Linked DNA regions of Homo sapiens: region 2 is linked to region 1. A link is an interaction called in ENCODE POLR2A ChIA-PET data of the cell type or tissue named here. Cell type or tissue: B cell. All regions are shown on one strand. Links, peaks and the distances in the headings refer to the core of each region. The heading gives the core; the rest is flanking DNA. Region 1 has its middle 5.3 kb from the start of FCHSD2. Region 2 holds the start of LOC105369382 (a long non-coding RNA gene).

Region 1 (5,378 bases), core at 245-5,244:
CTACAACAAAATTAGCTAGGCATGGTGGCATATACCTGAAGTCCCAGTTACTCAGCAGGCTGCGGTGGGAGGACTGATTGAGCCCAGGGGGTCAAGGCTGCAAGCAAACTGTGATTGCACAACTGCACTCCAGCCTGGGTGAGAGAGCAAGACCCCATCTCAATCAAACAAACAGGAAAGTAAGACAGAAGGAAGGAAGGAAGGAAGGAAGGAAGGAAGGGAGGGAGGGAGGGAGGGAAGGAAGGAAGGAAGGAGGAAATTGTGAGCAGACATTCAAGAGGGCCACCCAAGGCTACACCATCTACCTCATTTCACAGGATTCTCTATCCAAGAGAAATATGGATAGAGCCATGTTTCCAAACGTGGCTCAGGCCCATTCAGCTTGTGGTTTTCGCTCTCTCTGTCCCTCCGCAGGGAGTGCCTGCCTCCCATGCATCAAGGCCTACTTCCAATGCAGCCCTCGTGGGCCCCTCCTTTAGACAGAGGCAGTCTTCCCCCACTTAGAACAACCACAGCACTTTGATTTTGTGCTTTGGAATTACTCAGACTCAAACAATCATTAGGGAATTCTATATCTTGCCTCTCCGTCTAGATTGAGGGTACCTGTTAATTCAACTTTTCATTCTCCCCTCCTAGAATACTACAGGTACAGAAATCATTTGCTCAATTAAATGGTGGCAGCCCAGTTCCCATGAGGAAGGTCTGGGTGACTCTGGTAATTGTGATGGAGCGGTTAACCTCTAGACACTGGGGCAGGACCATCTGTGTTCAAATAGCCTACCTCTTACTAATTGTGTGATCTCAGGCAAGTGACTTAGCTCCATTCTTGCAATCAAGACCATTGAGTGTTGTGAGAATTAATGGGTTAACACAGTCAAAGCCCTCAGAGCTGTGCCTGGTACCCCCTAAGCATTCAAGAAATGTCAGCTATTATTATTACAGCTATTATTAGGAGCCAGCCGGGTATGCTTATAAACAATTTCCCACACCCAGCAAAGCTGGAGCAGACACATACACTGGCTTAACCCACAGCCACACTTGGAAATGGGGGAGGGTAGGGAGCTGTAACTCTATTTTAGAGATGAGCAGAGGCTCAGAGAAGTCAGAAGCATTCATTCATTTAACAGGCATTTATGGTGCGATTTCCACATGTCAGGCACTGCCTCTCCTCCCACTTCAAATTCAGTGAATCCTCAGAGTGGGGCTGGAGGCTAGGGACAGAGGACTATGTATTTTAAACAAGCACCCCCTGGTGATTCTCAGCTTAGGCAAGTTGGAAAGATGATTGGATTGTAAGGTCCTAAGGCAAGCATCTTGTCATGTTCCAAGTTTGGACCTGGGTTTTATGGGGGATATCATTTTTTGGTGGCAGATTAGTTTAGCAGTTAACAGCACAGACCCTGTAGCCTGGTTAATTGGGTATACATCTCAGTTTGCCACTGGCTGCATGACCATAGGCATACCTAACCTGTGAATGCCTCATCTGTAAAATGAGGCTAGTAATAGTACCTACCTCAGAGTTGTGAGAATTACATTAGTTTTTTATGCGAAGTGCTTGGAAGGCTGTCTGCCACATAGTAACTATTATAAAGCATGAGCTATTATTATTAATGTACACAGTGTAGACAAGCATCAGACAGAAGGCCGGGGGTGGTAGATTTGACACTTCTTACCCCACGATTGGCTCTGCCTGTAGCGTTGGCAGTGTCTGTCTCTTCAGGGAGGCTCGCCACCTGCTCCTTTCCGCTGGAAGAGCTTTCCTGAGTTGGGGAATTCCCTCCCATGGCGCCCGACAGCAGCTCCTAGCATTCTGATGCCATGTGCTCTGCCCACAGCAGCATAGTGAGAATTAGATCACATCTCGGGCCAAGGCTGGACTGGGAGGACAGGCAGGTGTAGGGGTTGGAAGTGTCCACTTACGAAGGCTGCAAATGGGAGGAGGAGTGCAGACCCTGGGGAGGCTCCTCTCCACACCCTAGGCCAGCTTTGGCTGAGGGTGGTGCCGCAGACAGGGGAAGGGCGGATGCCCACGGAGGACAGGCGGGATGCCAGGGTGTCTGCCAGCCCTCCAGGACACTTATTTTGGCCTGCTGCCCTCGGGCAGGGAGCAAGCAAGTGTATTTTGTTTTGGCATTAACTCAGCAGGCTGTGGGAAAACAGGCAGGCAGGCATCCTGAACAGGGCCTGCTCCCTTCACAGGCCAGCCCATGGTGGTGACAGAACTGCCACCTCTGCATCCTGCTGTCCCTCTCCCACAACTCTCCTCTCTCTCCCCTGATCCCTGCCTGGCCCTCCTTACCCAGCTCAGCCTGAAGGGTCCTTTCCCTGAAAGGGGCTCACAGACTTGGTAGCATCCCATACCTCCCAGGCTAGGCTCTGGAGAAACTCCCTGGTGGAACCCCTGGTGTTACAGATGAGAAAACCCGGGCTAAGGGAGAGGCAGGGACTTTCCAGGTCCTCACAATGAGTAAGGAGCAGAACTAAGATTCTAGTGGGGCTCAATCTCCCCCATGGAAATTCCTCTTTTTGTGGTTTATTTTTTAACTTACAAATAAAGCCATAACAAAATGACGGGAAACTGAAGGAAAACTCAACAAAGGAAACACACTTGTGGGCCAGCACAGTTGCAGGCACTTTACATAAACATTCCCATTTGATTCCCACTGCAACCCTGCAAAGAGCCATTATCTCTCCTTTATAGACAAGGAAACCTGGCTGAAAAGAGGTTTCAAGACTTGATCAAAAACTCTAAGCTTGGCAGAGGAGAAATAGACATCTAACCCAGGTTTGCTTGACCTCAGACCCCTGTAACCTCATCCCTCCACCAAAAGTATTTTACTCATTGGTGCCTAATCACAGTGCAGCTCATGGCGGAAGGTGCTGATCAGCGTTCAATACAGGTGGTCACTCAACCTTCCCTGATGTGTCCTAGGATCAGCAGTTACTTGTTTATGTGGCTCCTCAGCCCTTGCAGACCATTTACCTGTTATTTCATTTAACCTGCACAGCCCTCCAAGAGGAAGACAGGATGGAATTTATTATTCCTATTTTATAGATGTAGAAACCAAGGTTGAGAGGACAGTGATGCGCTAGAGGTCACACTCAGTGAGTACCTGGCAGAGATAGAATTAGCACCGTGGTTTCCTGCCTTGTAATGTTAAAACCATGTGCCTATCAGCTCCTACCATAGCCCTGGGACTGACTGCTCATTTACCGTACACCCCCACCCCTGCCACCCAAAGTTGTAATATTCCCTGGTAGGGGCAACACTTGACAAGATAATTCCTGGTCCCAGTGCCTGCTTCTTAGGGACTTGCCTCTGGCCTTAGATCTCTGCTACCACCTGGTAGGATCTGGGTCCCTATGACCCTCCTGGCCCTGCATGTTTCACTGCTGTGACCTTGGTCTCTGTATTGAGATTGGGAGCTCCTGGTGGGCAGCTCCTCACCTCAGAGACCTGCTTATGACTAAGCCCAGGATAAGGGCTTGTTGAGTGATACTATGGAATTCAAGGCCTAGTGCCTTGAACAAACTCACTATGTGTCTTAAGGAGAGCCCCTGCTCTCTTCTGGTGGCCACCAATCTTGAAGTCTCATTTACCTGTGCTGGGATTCTGTCCTGAGAGCTGATAGTGGAAGAGACTGGCACACTCTCACATCAGGCTGGCAGGAGGCTGGTGTTGAGGGAATTAGCTCAGGGAGCAAAGGCATGGGTAGGGAAAGGTGACTAGGGGTAGGAAGGAGATGAATGGGGATGGGGTCCATAGACCACACTGTCTGCCGCAGCATCCCCAGCTGGACTTGGTGGGGCCCAGGCAGGGAATAGCTGGCATCCAGACGTGCTAACAAGTATTCCTGAGCAGTCTGTGTCAATGCAGGTGGGGGATAATGACACAGAGGAAGACAGAGTAGAGAGAGCTGATGGACCCCAACTGCAGGAACGGTCAGGGATGCTTTGGTGCAGTGTGGGCAGGGGGACTGGCAGCTACTTTCTCTGAAGAGAGCCTTTGACGAAGTCAAACTGTCCTAGGTGCGTGCTCTGGATGGGGAGTAGTGTGCTACTCATGTTCTGGCCATGCTAAAGGGCCGCTGTATACTTTGTCTCCCTGCCAGTTTTCCCAGGAGCCCTGGAATATCAGAACAGCTGATCTTCTGATACCCATTCATATACCTGCTCCAGGCCAGTTTTTGATCCTAGCTCTGACTTAACCTTAGAATCATATTCCTAATGAAATGGGAGACTGCACTGCAGCATGCTGGAGGGAGAGCACAGCTTCAGAGCCAGGGGCCAGCCCTCCCTTTCCTTCACTAGCTGTGTGACCTTGGGTAGGTCATTTCACTTCTGAGCTGCAGCCTGTGCAATGGGGTTATATGTATTATGAGGAGTTGTTGTGAATGTTGGAAACAATGTAAATAACACGCCTATTTTAATGTCTGGAACATGGAAGAGGCAAAATAAATGGCAGCTGTTATTAATTTCTTTTCAGAGTGAGATCCCATCTGTGGTCTCCTTGATGGAAGGGAGCCAGAACCTGTTTGCACAGCCCCAGGGACAGGGAGCTCACTCCTTCCAGGGGTAGCTCTGCCTGGAAAAGTTCCTTCCTGAGATGCAGCTAACACCTGTCCCAGTTTTGTCTCTGGGGCCATAGTGCCTGCTGCTCTGCACCATTTCCCCAAAGAATCTCAAGCAATGCTACTGGCAACACAGCGCTTGCCTGCATTGCAGGAGCAAGGCTCTGGAAGTCCCCAACCCTGTTCAAAATGGTACATTTCAAGTCAGGCTTACATAAGTCACAGAAATCCCTTCCCTGGTCCCCTAGAGTCTGGAACATAATGGATTGTATCCTCCTGGGTCTGCTTATTTTCCTGCGTTAGGAACTCTCCCAATTCCTTTGAACATTCTTCATACACGAACATTCCTCATCGGACAACTGGGTTATGGTCTGAAGTCTATCATGTCAGGGCAAGTCACTTATCCCCACTGAGCCTCCAGTTCTCCATCAGTAAAAATGAAGAAACGAATACTATCTCATGGGTAAAGATTAGCTTGGAAAAGTAATATGAAAGTTTAGGGTTTGGAAGAGACACTTGGTAAGTATTAAAACAATTTTTTTAAATCACAGTTTTGAAATAGGAGTTAGTAGGTAAGCCCATCTGGTATTGCCCTTAGCTCTTTATAACACTTCCAAAGGAAATCATTCCAGAAAGTCAGTGCCACTCCTGGCTTCAGAACGGTGGCAAATCAGGTAGAGGATGCCCTCCTATATGCATAAACGAAATCCCCAGGGTCTGACTTCTTCTGTGAAGAGCCTCCTAAGTTCTAGGCTCACTCACTTATCTTATTCTGCAGGCCAGCACCAAGGCCCAGAGAAGACCCAC
Region 2 (5,378 bases), core at 87-5,086, 110 kb before region 1:
GCCTCTAAGCACACTGATGGGACACTCCATTTAGCTCCCTCCTACCAGACCCATGCCCACCAGCGCTGCTCCTGGTACAAATGTTTGTTTGTTTACTTATTTATTTTCAAAACGGAGTCTTTCTCTGTTGCCCAGGCTGGAGTGCAATGGCATGATCTTGGCTCACTGCAACCTCCTTCTCCTGGGTTCAAGCAATTCTCCTGCCTCAGCCTCCTGAGTAGCTGGGATTACAGGAGTGTTCCACCACACCCGGCTAATTTTTTGTATTTTTAGTAGAGACAGGGTTTCACCATGTTGGCCAGGCTGGTCTTGAACTCCTGACCTTGTGATCCACCTGCTTCGGCTTCCCAAGGTGCTGGGATTACAGGCGTGAGCCATCATGCCTGGCTATAAATGTTAACATACTTTCTGGCAGTATATAAAGGAGCATAGTGCCTATGTCAGAGGAGGTGATAGTCCACAGAGATCTGCTGCTCACACTACCTGTGGAGCCCTGTGACCTCTGCAACACTGCCTGCTGCCCTTGGGACTGTAGGGACACTGAGAGGGTGATGAAACCAACACATGGAACAAAAAGCCAAGTTAGGCCGGGCGCGGTGGCTCACGCCTGTAATCCCAGCACTTTGGGAGGCCGAGGCAGGCGGATCACCTGAGGCCAGGAGTTCAAGAACAGCTTGGCCAACATGGCAAAACCCCGTCTCTACTGAAAACACACACAAAAAATTAGCCAGGCGTGGTGGCTGGTGCCTGTAATCCCAGCTACTGGGGAGGCTGAGGCTGGAGAATCGCTTGAAACCAGAAGGTGGAGGCTGCAGTGAGCTGAGACTGCGCCATTGCACTCTAGTCTGGGCAGCAAGAGCGAAACTCCATTTCAAAATAGAATAAAATAAAATAAAATTTAAAAAAGCCAAGTTAATGTGAGTCAACCCTTGGGAGTGGGGCAATTCTTTCACTTGGTACCAACAGATCCCTGTCCATTTTAAAACAGATTTACTGAATCTGAGATTCAAGCAGACATTATTGTCTAGTAAATAGTCTAAACTATGTTCATAATGAAGAAAAAGTTGGTGTTTTCATTTATTTCAGCTCTTTAAGAAATCAACAAATCAAAACTGAAATATTGGAAATGACCTGTCTATTCATAGGGAACTGGTTAAATAAATCATGGTTGTTAAAACAGAACAGGGGAGTTTTTATGTAGAAAGACCTTTAAGAAAACTTCAGGGCCAGGCATGGTGGCTCATGCCTGTAATTCCAGCACTTAGAGGCCAAGGCAGGGGGATCGCTTGAGCCTGGGAGTTCAAGAGCAGCCTGGGCAACATAGTGAGACCCTGTCTCTAAAAAAATAGAATAAAATAGCCAGGCGTGATGGCTGACACCTGTAATCCCAGCACTTTGGAGGCCAAGGCAGGGGGATCACAAGGTCAGGAGTTCAAGACCAGCCTGGCCAACATGGTGAAACCTTGTCTCCACTAAAAATTATACAAAAATTAGTTGGGCATGGTGACACATGCCTGTAGTCCCAGCTACTCAGGAGGCTGAGGCAGGAGAATCACTTGAACTCGGAAAGTGGAGGTTGTGGTGAGCCTAGATCGCACCGCTGCACTCCAGCCTGGGCGACAAGAGCGAGACTCTGAATCAAAACAAAAACAACAACAAAAACACCAAAAAACAAACAAACAAAAATTAGCTGGGTGTGGTGGCACGCGCCTGTAGTCCCAGCTACAGGGGAGGCTGAGGCAGAAAAATTGCTTGAACCCGGGAGAGATAGTGCCACTGCACTCCGGACTGGGGGACAGAGGGAGACTCCATCTCAAAAAAAAAAAAAAAAAAAAAAAGAATAAAATAAAAATAAATTTAAAAAGGAATTTTCAGAAGAAAGCTAGGTGTAGAAATATGTATGTAGTAGTATGCAAACTTTTGTGTATGAAGGAAGAAAAAAAACACTACTTTTAGGATTTGTATATACATATAGTTACCTGGAAACATAAAGAAGCAACCACTGACTGGGTTACTTATTAGGGCCAATAACAGGGAGATCCTTCACTGTTTACCTTTTTTTGTTTGTTTGTTTGAACCAAGTGAATACATTATTTAGTTGAAAATTAAATGAAAAAGAAACAGATCACTTTTAAAAATCAAGATGTCACATTTAGTAAAGGTGCCCCAAATGTTGAGGCGTGACAAGGTTCCAATGATGAGAAAAATGGAATGTTTTTATCAACAAAGATTGATATAGGGATTTACTGTTTTCTAAGTAGTTGTGCATAAATTTAGACATTAACTTTCTTCAGCCTGGGCAACATGGCAAAAACCCATCTCTACAAAAAAAAAAAAATACAAAAATTAGCTGGGCATGGTGGCACATGCCTGTAGTCCCAGCTACTCAGGAAGCTGAGGTGGGAGGATCACTTGAGCCTGGGAGATTAAGGCTGCAGTGAGCTGAGATCGTGCCAATACAATCCAGCCTGGGTGACAGAGACCCTGTCTCAAAAAAAAAAAAAAAAGAAAAAAAGATATTAACCTTCTTAAGCCTTATTAGGGACAGTTGATTATTTCAATTTTTCAGAGGGGGAAACTGAGGCTCAGAGAGGTCAGTGGTCTTGCCCAAGGCTCCCCCATCTGTAAGTAAAGGAGCTGGTCCTGGATGGAATCTGGGAGCCCGACCACAGGAACAAAGGAGAGCGCAGAACAGAGTCCACCCAGGAAGACCCCTGGGCTAATGCAGGGGTTCAAGCACACCCTGGGCAGGGACAGGCCTAAGTTGAATTCTGGCTCTTCCACTCATAGCTGTGTGGCCAAGCCAAGTTCCTTTCATTCTCAGAGCTCTGGTCACCTGTACAACGGGGATAATAATTCTGTCCTCCCAAGTGGTTTGAGTTTTAACTGGAATAGTGTATGTAAAACTCTCAGTACAGTGCCTGCCACAAACAATCAAAATTTCTAACTGTTGAAGTGTTTTCTTTAAATAACAGAACGAGATTGTTGTTGTTGTTGTTGTTGTTGAGATGGAGTCTCACTCTGTCACCCAGGATGGAGTGCAGTGGCACAATCTCGGTTCACTGCAACCTCCACCTCCCGGCAGAACCAGATATTTTAATTCAACTGAACTCCCTATAGTTCTTGAATTCCCTATATGCCTGCCTCATAAATTAAGAAGAGGAGAAGCATTGGAGAATTGAAGGAAGTATAGGAAACCACCTTTGCCCTAAAAGATGCTTATGGTTTTATTGGTGAGACAACCTTTAAGTAGGCCCACACAGCCTTTCTAGGAATACAGTTTATTACTGTCAATATTCAGTTTATTTTTCTATGCTAACCTCATTGTAAAATTAAAATGCAGATGGATTGTTCATCCAATTTTATGTGCAGTGGTTTTCAATACGTGACAAAATTCACAGTAAGAACTAAATGTTGTTTTTTTCAGAATATTTGAAGCCATTTTAAATGACGTTGTGCATAACTTGTATCACCAACTGTGTTCCACCCTAACAGAGGCACATATCCAGTTCTCCTCCAATCATCCCGCATCCATGCTGCTTTTGGCATTAATGGTGCCAAAATGGTGGCACTGCCATGTGTTCTCTTCATTATCTAATGATTAATTGTACTGACATACATGATACTCACTTTGGGCTTCTGGCAATTCGCAGACTGGGCTTCTGGCAATTCGCAGACTGGAAAAATAGTAACAGATTAGTGATGAACTTCATTAAAAATTATCATGTAAGGAACAGCAGACATTCCACAGTGTACACATATATTAAAACACCACACTGAGCCAGACATGGTGGTTCATGCCTGAAATCCCAGCATCTTGTGGTGAGGGTAAGGTGGGAGTATCACTTGAGCCCAGGGGTTCAAGACCTGCCTGGGCAACATAGCAAGGCCCCATCCCTACTATATATATATATATATATATATATATATATATATATATGTGTATGTATGTATGTATCCAGGCATGATGGCACGCACCTGTGGTCCCAGCTACTTGGGAGGCTGAGCCAGGAGCATAACTTGAGCCCAGGAAGTCAAGGCTGCAGTGAGCCTTCACGCCACTGCACTCCAGCCTGGGTGGGAGAGTGAGACCCTGTTTCAAACAAACAAAAACCAACATAAAAAATATATCACATTGTGCCCCATAAGTATATACAATTATTATTTGTCAATTAAAAATAAAAATTTAAATTAAAAAAGAAACAGCAGAATTGTTCATTGCAGTTCATTATTATTATTTTTCCCAATGTTTTAGAATAAGGGAATGTAACACTTATCTCAAAGGGAAAAGCCCTGACTTCTTTCTGTCTTGTGGAGAGGGCCACAAGTGTGCTTCCTCACCAGGGAGCTTGGTTTGGTTGGAAACACTTCCACCTGTCACCACTTGAGGATGTGGCAGGCAGATGCTCTTAGGTTTTGTCACTCTCAGAAGGGGACAAGAGAGGCCAGAAGAACAAAAGCAAAGGCAGTAAGGTTAATAATACAAAAGGACGAGATTGAGGTGGTTTAGGTCCACCTGGAGCTGTCACAGGCTGGAAGGGAGACACTTCATCGAAATTCTGCTGCCTCTTGCAGAAACAAAACTGAAAAGAAAGAGACCCCTTCCAAAGGACTTGGCACTTCTGGGTTTAGGTAAGCAGACTTTGGCGCCCAGCTTTTCTCCAGGCAACTTATGGACTTGTGGTATATGCCTAGGATTTGGAAAAGAGCAGGAGACGGAGGGGTCCCAAACTATAATGAAAAGTGTCTAGGTCCCTTGTATGAACAACAACCCAGTAAAAGCTGTCTGCAAGATGTTCAGGAGGTGAGAAAGCAAGGAATGAACCAGGATTACCTATTAGGGAAGTGATAAAAAGACCCTATTTGAAGAGAGACTGAACATTCTTCCATCTAAAGAATAAATATAGTTAGAAACAAAATCTTGCAATGAAAAAACACCAAAAAAAAAAAGTGGGGATCTTGTATTAGGGCTCTCCAGAGAAACAGAAACAATTATATATATATAAAATTATATATAAAATATATAATACATAAAATACATAATATATAATATTTATTTTAATATTTAATTATTTTAAATATATATTTAATTATTTTAAATATATATTAAAATATTTTAAATATATATTTAATTATTTACATATATATTTAATTATTTTAATATATATTTAAATATTTTAAATATTTAAATACAAAATATTTAATTTTTTTTTTTTTTTGAGACGGAGTCTTGCTCTTTCGCCCAGGCCGGACTGCAGTGGCGCTATCTCGGCTCACTGCAAGCTCCGCCTTCCGGGTTCACGCCATTCTCCGGCCTCAGCCTCCTGAGTAGCTGGGATTACAGGCGCCCGCCACCGCGCCCGGCTAATTTTTTGTAT

Evidence for each region. Peaks named below come from ENCODE experiments on the same cell type or tissue, not always from the same donor. Only the 100,000 strongest peaks of a DNase experiment are listed, where the experiment ranks them.
Region 2: POLR2A ChIA-PET joins it to region 1 with 7 read pairs; 6 of 35 experiments call an interaction of 5 or more read pairs at or near these places.

What each region holds. Positions count from the first base shown.
Region 1 is chr11:73,144,915-73,150,292 of GRCh38, reverse strand. No RefSeq gene overlaps it. Among named protein-coding and RNA genes, the nearest start is that of FCHSD2, 5.3 kb to the right of the region's middle. In B cell, for the core only: no CTCF peak of the experiment used is centred there; DNase peaks (open chromatin) are centred at 2,352 and 3,232; H3K4me3 peaks cover 739 bases; H3K27ac peaks cover 3,937 bases.
Region 2 is chr11:73,252,060-73,257,437 of GRCh38, reverse strand. LOC105369382 (a long non-coding RNA gene) reads right to left here and starts at 4,093. Exons shown (of 3, transcript XR_950296.3): 1 at 3,979-4,093; 2 at 3,631-3,677. In B cell, for the core only: no CTCF peak of the experiment used is centred there; no DNase peak of the experiment used is centred there.